Regions from separate parts of the Mus musculus genome. Here region 2 is linked to region 1. Evidence: chromatin loops called from intact Hi-C (ENCODE). Cell type or tissue: gastrocnemius. All regions are shown on one strand. Each heading gives the region's core, and the rest is flanking DNA. Links, peaks and the distances in the headings are about the cores only.

Evidence for each region. Peaks named below come from ENCODE experiments on the same cell type or tissue, not always from the same donor. Only the 100,000 strongest peaks of a DNase experiment are listed, where the experiment ranks them.
Region 2: it touches region 1 in a loop (4-fold over the local background); 13 of 42 quality-filtered maps call a loop at or near these places.

Annotation. Positions count from the first base shown.
Region 1 is chr1:89,231,668-89,239,995 of GRCm38, forward strand. No RefSeq gene overlaps it. Among named protein-coding and RNA genes, the nearest start is that of Gm34331, 130 kb to the left of the region's middle. In gastrocnemius, for the core only: CTCF peaks have their summits at 353 (motif pointing left), 917 and 3,797 (motif pointing right); DNase peaks (open chromatin) are centred at 3,465, 3,925 and 6,231; H3K27ac peaks cover 252 bases.
Region 2 is chr1:89,602,150-89,610,477 of GRCm38, forward strand. Agap1 (ArfGAP with GTPase domain, ankyrin repeat and PH domain 1) reads left to right here. Exons shown (of 18, transcript NM_178119.3): 2 at 2,449-2,507; 3 at 7,347-7,434. Among named protein-coding and RNA genes, the nearest start is that of Gm41914, 25 kb to the left of the region's middle. In gastrocnemius, for the core only: no CTCF peak of the experiment used is centred there; DNase peaks (open chromatin) are centred at 1,008, 1,537 and 4,628; H3K27ac peaks cover 1,381 bases.

The DNA of each region.
Region 1 (8,328 bases), core at 263-8,262:
TGCAAAAGACTCTCAACCAAGTCCCTGTTGACATGAAAGGACCAGGAGTAGGGGTCTGCAGCCTCTGGAAGCAGCTCTCAGCCTTGAGTTGATTCTATCCTACCATCTCCTCATCCTGGTCTGCCGAGTTGTGAGAACTCAAGTTGGATTCATACTGCTCAAAGTGTGGTCCCATTTTCACTCCCAAAGAGAGCGTCTGTTGCTACTTATATTTCCAGAATACTTGGCTGCCATTAGCTGCTAAAAATAGCTTTTACTCAGCCTGCAGGCTTGCCTCCAGACCCAAGTATCACCTTCCCTGGGGGCAGAAGGGCCTGTGTCCACCCCTGAAGAAGCCTGTGCCACCTTCTGGCCTCTTAAGTCTGCAACCCCGAGTCCCCAGTGCCAGGTGCAGATGGGCTGGGAATTTGGGAGAAGAAGAACCTTCTGTGATGACTCCTTCTCATAGGCGGGCGTCGGCCCCATGCCTCTCCTCTGTGGCCAAGAAGGGCACGTGTGGAGTGGCTGCATATGAGTGCATGTGATACACACACACACACACACACACACACAGGACAGGCAACCTGGTGCCAGCAGCCATTTAAGAGTAGTCGCACCCAGAGGAAGCAGTGTGTGTGTGTGTGTGTGTGTGTGTGTGTGTGTGTGTGTGTGTACAGGTGCAGTCTCCCACACTGTTTTGCCTGCTTGGGCTGCAGCAACCATTTGTTTAATTCGGCTTCCCCCCCCCCCCTATTTTCTTTTGTGCAGCAAAAGAAGTTTGCGAAGTAAGCAAATATAAGTGAATTCACACCTTGCATGTGCTCTGGAGGCCTCTCTGGTCCACATCTGCCTGTCTCTATTGCTCTCGTCCAACTTCCAAGGAAGGAGTTGCTACTATGTAGGGCTCTGAGGAAAAGCAAGAGACTGCAGTTAGAGGGCTCCACTGTGCAGGAGGCACGGGCCGCTATGGGCGGAAATAGCCTGGAGAGCATTGAGAACAGAAAAGCCAGCAGGAAGTGCTGTGGTATGGTATTTACTACTCATTTTACAGGCTTTATTTCTGGGTGTATACACTTTAGTATTTAATAGTAGTGTGTTTATGAAGAAGCCATCATGGAGAGATTCCTAAAAATGAAACCTCAAGCCCACGAGTGTTGTAGCATGCTGGACACTCCTTACTGGATCTCCGTGGGGAGCAGAAGCCAGGGGTCAGGCAGTCGAAACTTCACATCAGGCAGGTCCTCTATTCCCCTGTACAGCTCCAGGGGGCTGAGTGTCAAATTCTTTCCTTGATGCCAAACACCCATACTTTAGCTCTGCTCAGACCCTGGGGAGACTCAAGTTCTGGAGTCTTCTGGAGTGTTCCAGCATGAATGGCTTATGGAAATGCATGCTCCGAGGATTTCCTACCAGTGAGCCAATGATCCCAGTGTACAGACAGTTTCCAAACATCTGTGGTGCTGAAGTGGAGAACCACTCCTGTGCCATCACAAGAGGAAACCACACCAGTGTCTCTGATCCTGGGGCTGAACATGAATGAGGCCAGGACAAGCATTTCCCAGATGAGGAGGAGCTGGTGGGCCCATCCCTAAGCAGTCCTGAGTGTCACAAACTCTCCAGTTAAACTTCCAGTTTGAGAACCCAGAAATCCCTTTCTGTTGCCCGGACAACCAGTTCCAGCTTCAGGTTAAAGCCGAGCAAACAGTGTGAGTGCCAGACTGGTACAATTTGTAAATCAGCAGTGCCCAAGATTACTGCCACAGCCTCATGCATCCTGCAGAGCTCTCTGGCCAGCCTGCTGGTGATAAGGCTCATGGGAGCAAGCCTCCTCCAGCTTCACCTCTGGGACATGTATCTCACGCTCTGGGTGAGTTCCTGACTCGATGCCTGGTGGTTGGTTCTATGCTGATCAGATTCTGCTCTGGGTGGTGTCCCACAGCAAAGCTTTTTCCCATGGGAGGAAACACATTTGCAACCCTAGTATCAGCAGCACACACGCACACGCACACGAGCATTCTTCTGCACACATACATGCACACAAACATATTTCTGTACACATACAGACATGGATATATACACATTCAAGCATGCCCCCCCACATATATACAAACAAACATGGATTTGCATACACACGTCTCTTACACACACACAAACATGCTTCAACAATCTGAAAACTTGCATATTGCTTTAAATACCATTAAGGTGCTAATGAGCCCATTCAGGTCTCCAGTGCATCCTTTACTCTGCTCTTGGAGAGCTTTGTCTGTTGGCTGTGGCATTTTCTTCCTGTACATTTCACAGGTTCTGTGTTGGACACAGTACTACTAACACTCCCCTTTCCAAAGCCCCAGCTCCATCTTCAGCATTTCCCATCCATCGGTTTGTTAGGCACCAACCCCGAGGTCTCTACTCAGTGGCCTCTCCCTCTCAACACACCAGCAGTCCCCATCTGGTGCCAAAGGCCTGGAGGATTCTTGAGAGCTGCTGGTCTTCAGCTTGTTAGCAGCGTCAGGATGGTGCTAATATTAGTGAAGGAAGCGGCAGCAGCAATGGAGTAGATGAGCCCATCAGTGAGAATGAAAGCCAGTTAGGAAAAAAAGAAGTCAACGCTCTTCTCTTTCCAGGTTCTTTATCTGACCTGCTACCAGAAGGCTCAGCCCACATTTAGGCTGGGTCTTCCCACATCAATGAAGACAGTCAAGACAACCTTCCACAGACATGCCTATAGGCCCATCTGATATGAACAATCTCACTGAGATTCTCTCATCCACAGCGATTCTAGGTTATGTCAAATTAACAGAGCTTACCATCACAGAGATTAATGGATGGGTTACATAAACCATGCAGATACGCTGAAAAAAAAAAAAAAAGGATAATCCACATCCCAGAGGAAAAAAGAGACTTCCTCACGCTACTCAGAGTGGCTCCCACTTTAAAAACCTAGGACGGCTCATTTCCGGTTGCTGCTTGACTCGTTCATTATTTCTGACTTCCTTCTTCCCATTTCCAGTGAAGCTTTTGCTACGTGCTCACTCCCAACCACCTTCTCCTTGGCGTCCCCTGTGCTCAACTTTTTCCCTGTCCCTTCCCAGGGAATCCCCTTAGCAGAATTCTGAATGCAGTAGAAAGCCAGTGGCTCCACTTCTTGACAGACCAGCCCTAAAGTCATCTTGAAAACTGGGGACACCAGCAGCACAAGGGGGTGGCCAGGGTAAAGCATGCACACGTGGGTAAAGCTGGGATGACGGGGATGCTCCCTGCTCCCCAAACTGGGTGAGACCCAGAGACCATCCAGGTGTTGAACCATTCTGGATTGATCGCCCCCAATCTGGGTCTCTGTAGGAAACGACTGGGTCATTTCACTCGGGGCCTGACCAGGAGGTTTCTGTCTGTGTCACTTCCCGCCCTGTTCCCACATGAGGCTGCTGGAGAAGTCTGAGTAGCAAAGAGGAAGCATGGGGGTGGGTGCTGTCCGGTGTCTTCAGAGGCGTGTCTACATCCATGCGTGTCACCCTATAAGAGTGAGTGACAGAGGACGAGGAGGTGCAGATTGCTGCTGACACCTGGGACAAGTGACAGAATCTTGTCCAGCACAGACAGCAAAGAAGCAACCATCAAGGACTCAGGAAGAGAAAAAGCCATTACAGGAGTGGTGATATGAAGCAAGGGTCCGAAGCAGCCCCTTGAACACCTTTTAGTCTAGCTCAGAGGGGCACAGTATAGGGTCTAGGGCCACAGACACCCTCTGCTATGATAGTGTCCTCAAGACCAGTCATAAATCATTGGATTTTTTTTTTCCATAGTGTTTGGACACTAGATGTCACTGCAGGAAAAAAATCTGACCAGGAAACCCATGCAAGGGAGAATGCAAAGTGAATGTTTTGGCTAGCAAGGAAACAGTTGCCGTGACAACGGGCAAGCTGCTAAAGAACTTCCTCCTTTTTGAACAGCCTGTGGCCTCAGGGTGATGTTCTGGTCAGCAGCCAGGAAAGGAGAAGCTGATCCTGTGTATAGTGAGAGATGGAAGAGCAGGAGGGAAGACAGACAGGAGGGAAAAACAGAGACAGAGACGGGTTGGCTCGGTGGCTCGGAAGGCATAGGCACTTGGCCTCCAAGCTTGACGACCTCACTTTGATCCCTTGACCCTGCACAGTAGAAGAGAACCCCAACTTAGACTCTAGGACTGTGGCCTTTTCTTGTGAACCATGATATCACCTTCCCTCCCTCTCAAATAAACATTTAAAAAGTATATACATACACATACATATACATAATGCGTATGAGTGTTTTACCTGCTTGCGTGTCTGTGTATCGTATGGACTTTATGCCCATAAAGGCCAGAAGAGGTTACTAGATCTCCTGGAACCGGAGATACAGTTGTGAGTTGCCATATCGGTGCTGGAATCGAAATTGGGTTCTCTGGAAGAGTAGTGAGTGCTCTTAACCATCTCTCCAGCTCCTAAAATGCTTTATAAAGGGAGAGAGATGCACAGCAAGAGGAGAAAGACAGATAGGCAAAAAGACAGAGATGTACAGGGAGAGAGACAAAAATGGAGACATAAAATCGGGGATACAGAGGGAAGACAGAGAAAAGAAGACATAGACACCCAAGGAGAGAGACGGAGACACAAGACACAAGACAGAAACAGAAGGAGGGAGGGACGGAGGGACGGAGGGAAGAAAGCAAGAGGCAGACACAGTGAGGGGCTCTCAGGAGACACACTTTGAGCCTAAGCCCTCTTCAAAGGTGCATATCGAAGTGACTCCCCCACCCCAGTTGTTCTAATGATGATCTCTGTTGGTCAGTGTAGTGTCCACTGCAGGTAAAGACAAGGGCGTGGCCAAGGAGGCTTCGCTCACCTTCCACCGAGTTCCCAGCAGACTCAGTTCCCAGCAGACTCCTGTGTGAGTGGGATTTAAAGTTTGGCCACTGAATATTCAGAAACCTTTTTGCCAGCCACATCTTTCATGACCCCCGTGTTCATTTTCATGGCCCCATACCAAGTCATGACCTTCAGTTTAAGAATCTGTGATTCACACGAGACAACCCTCCTGCCCTTGTCACAGCTGGTTCCTGGAGAGTGTGAACTTGCACCCAGCAAGTCTATAGAGGCCAGGATGTGACTTCTCTGGGGATAGTTGTGTTTTGAGAGGAAACTTCTTATTGGAACACATAAGATATTGGTAATTAGATATCTATGAATGGGGATGGAGAATTATGAAAGTTCAGTACTTGCGCTCTAGAAAAGCCTTGGGCAAAGTCCTTCAAGAAGCCCTGGGTGCAGCAGGTGGGCCAGATGCTTTTCAGAAGCTCCCCGATGCGTCAAGGAGCGGTGCTAGAAGAAACTACACCCCCAAAAAGATCAGGACAAGATCTCTTCTCAAGAAGACAAGAGAAGTATGTTCCAGGGACCTAGGTCTTCGGGAAGTGAAAGACTAGACTGTCCCCAACAGTGCTGTGAGCTGATCACAGAAGGCCACATGAGAGCTATCAACAGCGGGATCCACGGAAGCCAAGATGGATCCGGAAGCCCACAAGGACTTTTCGCAGCAAGACTGAGCCCAGAAGAGGAAACCTAAGCCACAGGGGACCTGGGGATGAGCCTTCATGGTGAGCTGCTCCACCTGAAGGCAGCCCTCTCTCCCCTCTGCCTCTGTTAGTCTGTAGCATCCTACAGCAAACATTTATTATTCCCATTATTTCAAAGCACAAAAGCATTACTTGGGCCTGTTTTGCACATAGCAACCACCTAGTTTCTAAGCCGTTTCAAGCACCCGCCTGGTCTCACATCTTGTTTATTAGGATGTACATTAAGTATATTGAGATAAATTAGACACTCTGGCTGTTGCTATCAAGACAAGATGAGGGAACTGGGGAGATGCCTTGTTATGTAAAGTGTTTGATGTGCAAGCGTGAGAATCTGAGTTCAAATCCACAGCACCCACGTAAAAGCCGGATGGGGTGGCAGTGTGCATCTGGGACCCCAGCACTGTGAAGACAGGAAGAGGCTGGTCTCAGGAACTTGATGGCTGGACAGTCTAGCTGAAGTGGTAAACTCCAGGTTCACTGAGAAACAGTCTCAAAACGGAGAGTGATTGAGACACCAGAAGCCGACCTAAGGACCCCACCTGTGTTCATGCACATATACTTGATATTTAGGCTTCTTTACAGACAGACGTACACTCACACACACACATGAGAACATGGGGCGAGCATATTCTGAGGCTCCAGTCTGGCTGTCGGGTCCCACTTGCCATCTGTCATGTCTCCAGATCCAAGAATGAGGGAGCAGATTTAGCTCCCACTGAATGCTGTGGCTTAAAACCTCCCCCTCCTCCCCCTCCTCTTCCCCTTCCCCTCCCCCTTCTCCTCCTCCTTTCCCTCCTCCCTCTTCCTCCCCTTCCCCTTAACTCCCCCTTCTCCCTCCTCCTCCCCCATCTTCCTCCTTCCTTCTCTCCTCCCACCCCCTTTAGTCCTTAACTTTTCTCTTCAAGTTATTGCCAGGGCTGTGCACATCTGACTGCCCCAGGTGGCGACAGTGCATTCATTGTGCCTGCATTTACTATGATGAGGGGAGGAATCTTCAGACACTTAGCTCCCCACCCCCCTATCCAGAGAAAAGGATCCCACAAATCAGGGGAAGCCCTCACATTGGTTTACTGGCAAATGTGGAAAACCAGGAAACACGCATGACTTGGCCACACCTGCTCACAAGTACGGATGCTGTGGAAAAAGCGGCAACTGCTACTCCTGCTGCCCTAGAGGCACCCCATGCGTACGCAGACAGTGGCCTTCTGTGGGGATCCCACCTCCCATCATGGACCTAGTCCTCAGTGACCCCCTTCATGCTCTGAATTCCAACCTTGGTAGAACTTGATAACGCTACTCGCCTTTTCCAACAGTTCTGCTGGGCTTTTAAGATATCACTGGCTCTCAAAGATGATCTGTGGAGGTAGGGATAGGGCTCCGTCATTAAGATGTTTTCCTTGCAATCAAGAGAGCTAGAGTTCGAGCTCCAAACTTATGTTAACGAATCAAGGGTTGTTGGGACACACTGTAATCCCAGTACTGGGGAGGTAGAGACAGATGGACTCCTGAGGCTTGCTGCCCAGACAGCCTAGCCTCTTTGGCAAACTCCAAACTCCAGGCCAGTGAGAAATGAGAAATCCAGGCTCAATTTTTTCAAAGGGTGGCTATGTCTGAGGAATGACAGCTGAAATTCTTCTCTAACCTCTACATGCACTCATGGGCACATGAGTCCACAATTACACACACACACACACACACACACACACACACACAGAGAGAGAGAGAGAGAGAGAGAGAGAGAGAGAGAGAGAGAGAGATCCTGAATTAGTCTGGCTGAGAGCTTAGAAGCCCCTAATGCAAGAGCCAGACCTGTACTGTAACAACAAATGTCTGAGAACTATATACTCCAATGGCCACCAAGTCATGTTCATAGGCCAGCTCTGATGACTGTCCGTTGTCATGTGGCTCATAGGCAGGAAAGAATAGTCTCTTTACTTTCTGATGATCAGAAGAAAAATCAGAAGTATAGCATTTTGTGATGCACAAGAACTCTCTGGAATTCCAACGTCATGTCCATCAGAGGTTTCATCAGGACACAGCCCTGCTCGTGACTCCATGTATTTCTACAGCTACTTTAGAGACTGCAGCCCACGGAAGGGCAGAAATGGTACCCAGCCTTTTAAAAGATTCCTCCACGGTCAGGTCTGCAGCTGAGACATCCCACCATCATCTCCCTTCACCTCCCATGGTTTCCCAATATTTGTTCCCAGAAAACCACAGCAGGGCCTTACTCTTTGTCTTCTTTGTCCCAGTTGCCTGGAGGCTGTGGGTTATTTCACTGTGTCCCTCCTCAGCCACAAGGAATGCAGGCCCCTCACTTTCCCCAGATCTTTGTTGATCTCTTCTGCCTGCCTCAATGGCTCCTTTTCTAAACTGATTGCAGCCCAGCCCTTGGGACCTGCTCTGCTCTGCTTGCAACTGAAGTCCCTCCTGGCCTGCTTAGTGTTTCAGAGTTGCCCATCCAAATATCCAGAGCGGTCTGTCTTTGTGACCCCTCCCTAGCATCAACCCAGGGGAGCCCTTGGAACAGAATTGTCAGTGAATTGCTTACTGAGTAGATGGCAGGATTAATGAGTCACGCATCCTACTCCTGAGCAGTGCAGGGCCCAATAGAATGATTAATTGATGGATTGATTTTCCTTCAAGACATCCCAAATGGCCTCTCCCTCTCGTTCAGTCATTTATTCACTAGAACAGTCCTGAGTATCAAGGCTGGGTTTGCTTCTAGAGTTGCAGAGATGTACAAAGATGGAAACCAA
Region 2 (8,328 bases), core at 263-8,262, 370 kb after region 1:
ACCTTTATTCTGTCCACTTGGCTATCATTCATAACCCACTGTCATGATTAACGAGACTAGTGAAGGAACTGATGTCACATTTTACATGTCTAACCTGGAGTCCTTGTAGCCTGTCACCACAGGAGGGAGGTCAGGACCCAGCACCCACTTTTTCCTTTGTTGAGCTGACTAAAGACTGTTAAGTTCTGGGACCATAGCTTGGTGTTAGAGCAGTTGTCTAGTGTGTGGAGGCCCTGTGTTGGTTGCACTGCACTGCAGAAGGGGGGGGGGGTGGTAATCGAAGCCGTGCTTGGTTTGTGATGAGGAATGACAAGCCACAGTGGAGGTCACTTGTGGCATCAAACAGGAGCCAGGCAGCCTGACCCACACCTAGCAGAAGGCTCAGTGGGCTACCCACGCCCACCAGTGTAATCTCTGCCCTACTGTTAAATTGCAGTGCAGTAGTACTTTATCTAAACCAGTGCCTGTGAATGTGTTTCCTTCTTGTATTCCATGGAGTGAGGTGTTAAGTGGGCACCGCAGTTTCCTCTGGGTCTTTGTTTTTGGTGAGGGTGTTGAGTCGGGGTGGTCAGGTTGACTTTGAGCTCACTGTGTAGCCTAGGAGGACCTTGAACTTCTGATCCTTATGGTCCCACCTCTCAAGTGCGGAGATTGCAGGCGTGCATCATATCATACCAGCTTCATTCAGCGCAGGACATCCATCTTGGGCCTACTATGTGCGTAATAAGAAAGCCCACAAACAGCTGTGCCTTCAGGCTCTGTCCACTGGGAAGGTCCTTGGGCAGTGTATGCAGACATGCCCTGAGTCGTTCTTTGAAGCAGCCAGGCAGCTGCTCTGTCGTCACCTGAGAGAGACAGGAGCTGTGGTTTGCCTCGGCCCCCTCTCCCCGCTGGGTGAGGAGGTTTCTGTGTGGGTGCTGTGTAGCTTGTGTTTCCATTGCTGTCTGTGGCACAAGGCTCAGTCGCTGAGAAACCACACAGAGGAAGGTGACAGAGATTGTGGTGCAGACGTCTTTGACTAAAGCATGTGTCACTTTTCATTTGGCCCTGAGCCATGCCAGCCTTGCCTTCCTTCAGACTGGGCCCTGTTTTTTAAAGAAAGGTTTCATGATGAAACTGTGTCGATTCTTTAGTCTTTCTTTTCTTTTCTTTTCTTTTCTTTTCTTTTCTTTTCTTTTCTTTTCTTTTCTTTTCTTTCCCGTCTCCCTCCCCCTCCCTTCCCCCTCCTTCTATTAAGTCAACTATTTTATTAACCTAGTTGCCACAAAAATGAACATTCTGCAAAGATGTCACACAAGGCTACAGTATGGATGTGTCTTGTCTTCTGTAGCTTCTGCAGGTCACCCGGTGCTCCTGATTTAGCTTCTCTGAGCAGAGACCTTCCTCTGGGTGACTCGGCTCCTTAGACATGGGGGTTTCTAGGTCAGTGCAGGGCCAGGGATGTCTGTCCTGTGTTGGTTGCAGCCTCTTTGGTGTCAGGGGACTGTCTTCCTGGCCTGCTTGGCACCCCTCACCCTTTCCAGCCACCGACAGAGGAGAAGCAGGCCATGGCTTCCAGCCCTGACACCTGCTGGGTCTGAGTACCAAGCATCCTCCTGAGCACGATGACTGACTTGACCTTGAATGTGTTGTGGGGGACTTTGCTTTTTGGACAGCTTAAGAGGTAACAGGAGTCAGCATTTGAGGAAGATTAACGAGTGAGCTATATTGGAAAGAGACATGAAACCTGTGACTGGCTTGCAGTAGGTACTGACTACCTCAGGCTATCGTTTCTGATAGGCGGTGGCACACGGGAAACGTGAAAATCCTGTGAGCCAAAGCGGGATATTGGGTGTGAGGTGGAGAGGTGTAAGGCAGCCTGCTTGAGTCCCTCAGTACTGAGGGGCCCTCTCTTCCTGACCTGTCCCGAGTCACCCTCGCTGAATAGCTGTCTGGTTTCTTTCTGAGGATCCAAATATTCTGCACCCTGCAATCTTGCTGCTGGCTCTAGCCATTGTCTATATCCTTTGTGTGTGTGTGTGAGAGAGAGAGATTTCAGGAAAGTAACTGTTTCAGTAGAATAAAAAAAACAGATGAAAATCTAGCTTGACACCAAGTCAGGCCCAGGCAAATCAGGCTCCTGCCTCTGTTTTTCTACATTGTGCTGAGAACCAGGACAGCCTTCAGGTCTGCTGTGGACACTAGGAAGGCCTGGAGCTGGAGTGAGGGAGTAAGGGCCAGGGTGAGAGCCTTTGGCATTGCTGAGTGCAGTATGTGTTATACACCACAGCCTTGAGGCCAGACAATGTGTGAACTTGGGCAAGTATTGGCCTCCAGGGTAGTTGTAACATGGGCGGCTGGTATGACCCTGCTTAGGTGGTCCCTCTACCAAAAATGATATCTAGGGAATGTTTTGACTTCTGTGAGTTCTGTGGCATGTCTCCTCACGTTTCCCATCCTCTATTACAGATGCTTTCGTGAACAGCCAGGAATGGACACTCAGCCGATCGGTACCGGAGCTCAAAGTGGTGAGTGGCATCTCTGGCCTTGGGAGGTGGGGGGCTAGAATAAGCAGGATGGGAGTGTGCAAGCTTGCCCATATGGAGTTCTGTTTCCTGAGGCCTGTAGGTAGGACATGTTCCATCTGGGAGTGTGTACTGGGAAAAGGCCATCACTGGCTAGAAGGAGCTAGAGCCTTGAGCGTGCCCAGCTGAGCCATAGCAGCCATTATGTACAGGACCAACGCTTCCCTGCCCGACTCCATGCTGCTCTGTGTCTCACACATAGACTACTCTACTAATGCCACCGGGGATCGACCTGTCCCTTGCTGGGCATTATGACAGCCTCTGTAAGAAGCCATCAGAAGTCATAATTTTAAAAAAGTAACGACTGTTTATATGCAATTACGAATTCTTGGCATATGTCAAGAGTTCTGTTTTTAATAGAAGCAGCTTCTGGTGGAGTTAAAGCTTATAGCTGGCTTCAGGGAGTATTTCTCATTGCAGTCGCCTCCTGCAGCAAGCACAGTTCCATTGCCCGCCCCTCCCTCCCTCCCTCCCTCCCTCCCTCCCTCCCTCCCTCCCTCCCTCCCTCCTTCCCTCCCTCCCTCCTCCCTCCTCCCTCCTCCCTCCTCCCTCCTCCCTCCTCCCTCCTCCCTCCTCCCTCCTCCCTCCTCCCTCCTCTTCTCTTCTCTTCTCTTCTCTTCTCTTCTCTTCTCTTCTCTTCTCTTCTCTTCTCTTCTCTTCTCTTCTCTTCTCTCTGTCTGTCTCTGTCTCTCTCTCTCCCTCTCCTGTTTCTCTAGTGCTGGGCTCCATAATTTACCTGCTGGAAGACGGCTTCGGATGGTGAAGACCCTCAGTTGGGCCCACCCACTCACTGTGCATTTCCCACTATGTTCACTCCTCTTCCCCATTTCCCCAGTGACCCACCTGAACTGCCAAGGTCCCCACCTCAGTGATGCTGAGAGGATGGGATAAGGACTTCTGTGTCTCACACCTGAGATGGAAGTAAGCCACTTCCTCCAGGACACTGGTGTGTCTCAGCAATGGCCCCCAGTGGGGTTATCCACTTCGGGAGGACAGCTGTCCTCTCAGCCTCTGGGGTTCCGTAAGACTAGCTCTGCAGTAGCTGCTTGGCCTGTCTGCTCTGTTTCATAGCTTCTGTAACCTGTACAGTATATAGAGTGCTCTGCAAATACCTAATGAGTGGCACAGGGGTGGGTGCCAGTGCCATTAACAGGACCTTTTCGTACAGGTTGGCCAGTTTCAGATACTTCTGGCAAGAAACTCGGGCGCTGACCCCTCTGGTTTTAGATTTAATGCCAGTTAACAAGGCCGCAGTGTTTTCACGAGGTGTTTATGAAGCATATACTCCACTGGGCATGCTCTGCCTGCAGGTTCCATGTAATTATGGCCTTCTGTCCTCACAATTATTCCATGACGGGGAGGCCCTGTTGTCAGCCTGTGTCACAGGTAAGGTTTGAGACATGAAGAGTTTACCCAGAAGCCATCTACAGTCGGGTAGAGCTGGGATTCGAAGCCAGCGCTGTCTCGGAGAGCCTTCTGTATATCTGTCCCAACTGTTGTAGCCTCTGGCCTCATGTGTCCATTTAAGTCAGAGCAACAGCGGGGTGGAGTGCTTCAACCTCCCAGCAGCACAAGAGATGGCTGGGAACCAGGAGGCATTGATCCTCATCTTCCTGATAAACTTCCTGGGAGTTGAAGGTGCTGCAGGTTGACAGGGCCTGCATGGGTTTAGTTTGGTTGGCTTGGGCTTTTTAAGACAGCATCTTATATGTAATCTCGGCTGCCATGAAACTCACCATGTAGCCCAGGCTGGCTTTTAATTCACCATCGTTCTTCTTCAGCCTCCCAAGGGCTAGAATTATACAGGCTTGTGCCACCGTGCCTGGATCGGTCCACATATTTTTATCAGCCAATAGTAATTGAGAATTGTTGCTACCAAAACCTTATTTTCTGGAATATGGTTTTCTAAGGTAAGCATCAGTGTGTCTAGCAAGTATTAGCATTTAAAGAGACAGTGTAGGGTCTTCTAAATGTGACTTTCTTAAAGCTCACTTGAGCTCTAGGGCTCATCTGTGGTTTGAGGATGGCCAGGCGCTCTGCTGTGGTGGGCGCCCTCTTGTGGCTGCATCAGCAGGCACCTCGTTGTCAAGGGCACCTTAGCCAGTTCTTGCTGGTGAGGATGCTCAGGTCTGAAGAAGCACTTCTTTGTTCTGTGAAGCATTTCCCTTCCCATGCCCACAGGGATGTCATTGTTTCTACCCTCATGCAGCACCCGAGACAGACAGGTGGCCCTTTAGGTCATCGCTGTGGGACCCTCATCCTGCTTGGAAATGCAGCCCTGGTGATGTCACTGAATCTCCAATGGGCCTTTTATGGAGTATTTCTCAGCGAGTCTTTCAGAACCCATCAGGACATACATACGGTTCACTGTTTGCTTCTGGGAGAGTGGCGGGCTCTGCCTGTGGTCTCGGAAGTTGTGCTGCAGTTGCTTTCAGCACTGCAGATTGGTGCCAGGCTACACAAGCTCCGTGCCTCCGCTGGGGTGGAAGCAGTGGGCAGACCGTGCAGAGGTGCCACCATGTATTTTGCTTATCCTCTCAGCTGGGATTTTTAACTAAGAGGTTCCATTTTTACAGCAGATTGCTGTTTAGTAGCTGAGTAGAAAACACAGGATGCTGGAGGATTGAGATTATAAAGGTGCTGTGCTCTGCGTCTTCCGGGAATATGACAGCATGAGGCACAGAGCCCTGACTGACAGCCTGCAAGGCAAGGCAGGGTGACACCTTCTCCTGCCCTGAGATACCTAGCGTGGGCATTATCAGGGCACTCCTTTATGCCCATGAAGCCCTTGGACCCAGGCTGGGTTACTTCCTCTTCTGCAAGTGACATTCAGGAGCGGTTGTCACAGTTCCCCAGGAGGCCCACATCCTAACAGATGGTAGTTCTACCAATGTTTCAAGTTAAAATGATACAGCTCACAACCTATGAGATGGGTGCAGGGGCCAAAGAAACCTCTGCCCCAGGCCTGGGGTGGGCGGCACTGGCCTGCTCAGGTATACGCCATACCAATGCCCACTCTTACAGGAAAGAGTGTCTGGTGTCACCACCCAGAGAAAACCCAGCTGCACAGTGCTGGGTAGGGGAACATTTCTTCCAGGAAGAGAAAGTAATCTTAATTAAAAATTTCATTTCTGTGGCATATACTGGCTTGGATTTTCCCAGCTTGAAGCTGACAAACAGCAGGTGCCCTTGAGCAAAAGAATAATTAGTAGGCAGATATTCTCAAACTGTGGAGGCTCAAGGTAGGAAGATGCAGGCTGGCCTTGGAGGGGAGATGACTTTCTTTGTGCAGGAACTGTCCACATGCTCTGGTCCTCAGCCCAGCCCTCAGGGGTAGAGAAAGCTGCTTTATATTCACTGCGTTAGTCACGCATCAGCCATTTACACGTGGAGTCCATGGGGCTGTGCATCTTCCTTGGGCTGGGTGCCTTGACGGTGGAGAACAAGATGAGGGAGACACAGTCTCTTCCCATAAGGGGCTGGAAGTCACAGCCTCACACTGAGATCTGCTAAACACTGTTGTGCAGCAGGAAAAGGCAGGAGCCAGGGCCTGAGGGCATCTTGCTGGCTCCAGGTGAGGGCGTGGCATTACGGTGTAAAACCCGTGTTCATAGTTCTAGAGGTTGGGAATCAAAGGCATCCACAGATTTGGGAACTGGTGAGGACTGGGGGGCGGGTGTCATCTGCCCTGTAGATCACAGGTAGAGTCCTTGCTGGGCTACTTTCAAATGTACATTTGATCCTGTATGGACAGTGTTCTTGTGACCAGTCCCCTCTCAGCCGCACCCCCCCCCCCCCCCCATATAACACCTGGGGCCTGGGGACTTAAACTTTCAGAAGCCTAAGGGTGGACCTCGGAGGTTGTGGTTTCTGAACAGAACCAGAAGGCTGTGATTTCTGAACTGGCTGTGGATCCTGAGTTAGAGGAGGACTTGGGGCTGTGATCAGTCAGTGTGGAAAGTTCTACTCACCTGGAGACAGCAAGTCCATAGAGATGAGGTTGGCAGCCAGTGGATATAGGATTCAAAGCCAGAAAGTAGGAAGCCGGGGGCTGCAAGCATGGTGAGAGGGCCAGGACAGCCTGCAGGTGCAGGCATAGTCACACAGGCTGTGGGGGCAGTTGGGACTGGGGATGGATATGTGGTTGTTGAGCAAAGAGTAGAATGCACAAGGCAGCAGCTCCCCAGAGCGACTGTGGGGGTATGGGCAGGGCTCCCGAACAGGCCAGGTGCCCGATCGTGTCTGCCAGTGTTATTTTCTACTCACTGTGATCACCTGAGCTGTCCTGGCCACAGCTTGACTGTGTTTTTTCTCTTGGTTGTGTGTTTCTGAGAGGCAGGCTTGCTGTCTGTTCTCTATGGGCTCTGCCTCCCTCCTCCATCCCAGTTACTCCTGCTTCCAAGTCTTTCCCATGTTTATCTTCTTAGGGTGGAACACCCCAGATGGCCCTATCTACACATGACCGTTTGTAGCATCCTGTCCCATGGAACCTTTCCTCCTTAGTATAGGGAGGCACCTATCCTCGTGGACAGTTGAGCCAGTGCACATGTGCCAGATAAAGCGAGCAGGGGTCTTCCCAGAAGAACGCCAGCATGCTGACGCCCTAACAGTATCCAGCACTATCGGACAGGAGCTGCTAATTTGGGGTTGACTCCATCTCCAATAGAAGGAGTCACTGCATTCATTTCTGAGCGTCTCTTCAACATTTCAGCAGGGAGATTATGACCACACGTGCAAAAAAAAAAAATCACGTCTAACTGCTGTCTTATTTTTTTGTCGCAGGGAATTGTGGGTAACCTGGCCAGTGGCAAGTCTGCGCTGGTGCACCGGTACCTGACAGGCACGTACGTGCAGGAGGAATCTCCAGAAGGTATGCTGTTGGGCAGGTGGTTAGTTACCAGCTTAGAGTTCAGGGTTTCAATTTTCTCTTTAGCATATTCTAAATCATTGATGACCCATGCTAAAGTCATAAGAAAGCCACCAAGCAGCAAAGAGACTTAGGCATATGCTCCCTCCCATTGGGGTTCTAGCGCATCCACTCCAGCGTTTTGAGCATTAGCCACCGTGTGGTGTTCTGGAGTACATTCGCACTGTAACGCGTGTCCTTAGTCCGGTGCCACCCCTTTGAGTATTGGTCGGACACCACTCTGAACTGGACACTTGATCGTGTGGTGCTGCTCCGTCACAGACACCAGCATTTCTAATACAATCCAGGTCACCCTGCCACATGTCTAAGTATGTTTCCCTTTATATTGTATTACAAACATGTAATCATTTTGCATGTGAGTTAGGCATTTTTTATTTTTGCCATTAGACATTTTGATTCTTCTGTTGACATACCCATGTCTTACTGTGGTTCTGTTCCTTTTATTTATTTATTTATTTTTTCTCTAAGTAGTTTACGACAATGGTAGGAGGAAGGAAGCCCTCTAGTCCCCCTAATGCAAGCATAGCCCACAAGCCACTTCCTGAACTGTTATTTTCTCCCCATGTAACCTTTTGAAATCCAACTCTGAGACACTGAATTTCTGGTTCCTTCTTTTTCTTACTGGCTGTTCCATTCTTTGCAGATATGGACGCAGGTAACTATACGTTTTCTTCATGCGGTGCTTGTCTCGTTCTGGAGAGAGGAGAGGCACCACCCTGTACTGTAGCGCTCCCTTCCACCCTGTTCTGTGTCTCATCCTACTCTGTCTCATCCACCTTTTTCCTAAGTTCAGCATCTCACCCTGTTTCGTCCCTTAGCTGTCTTTTGAGTAGTAGT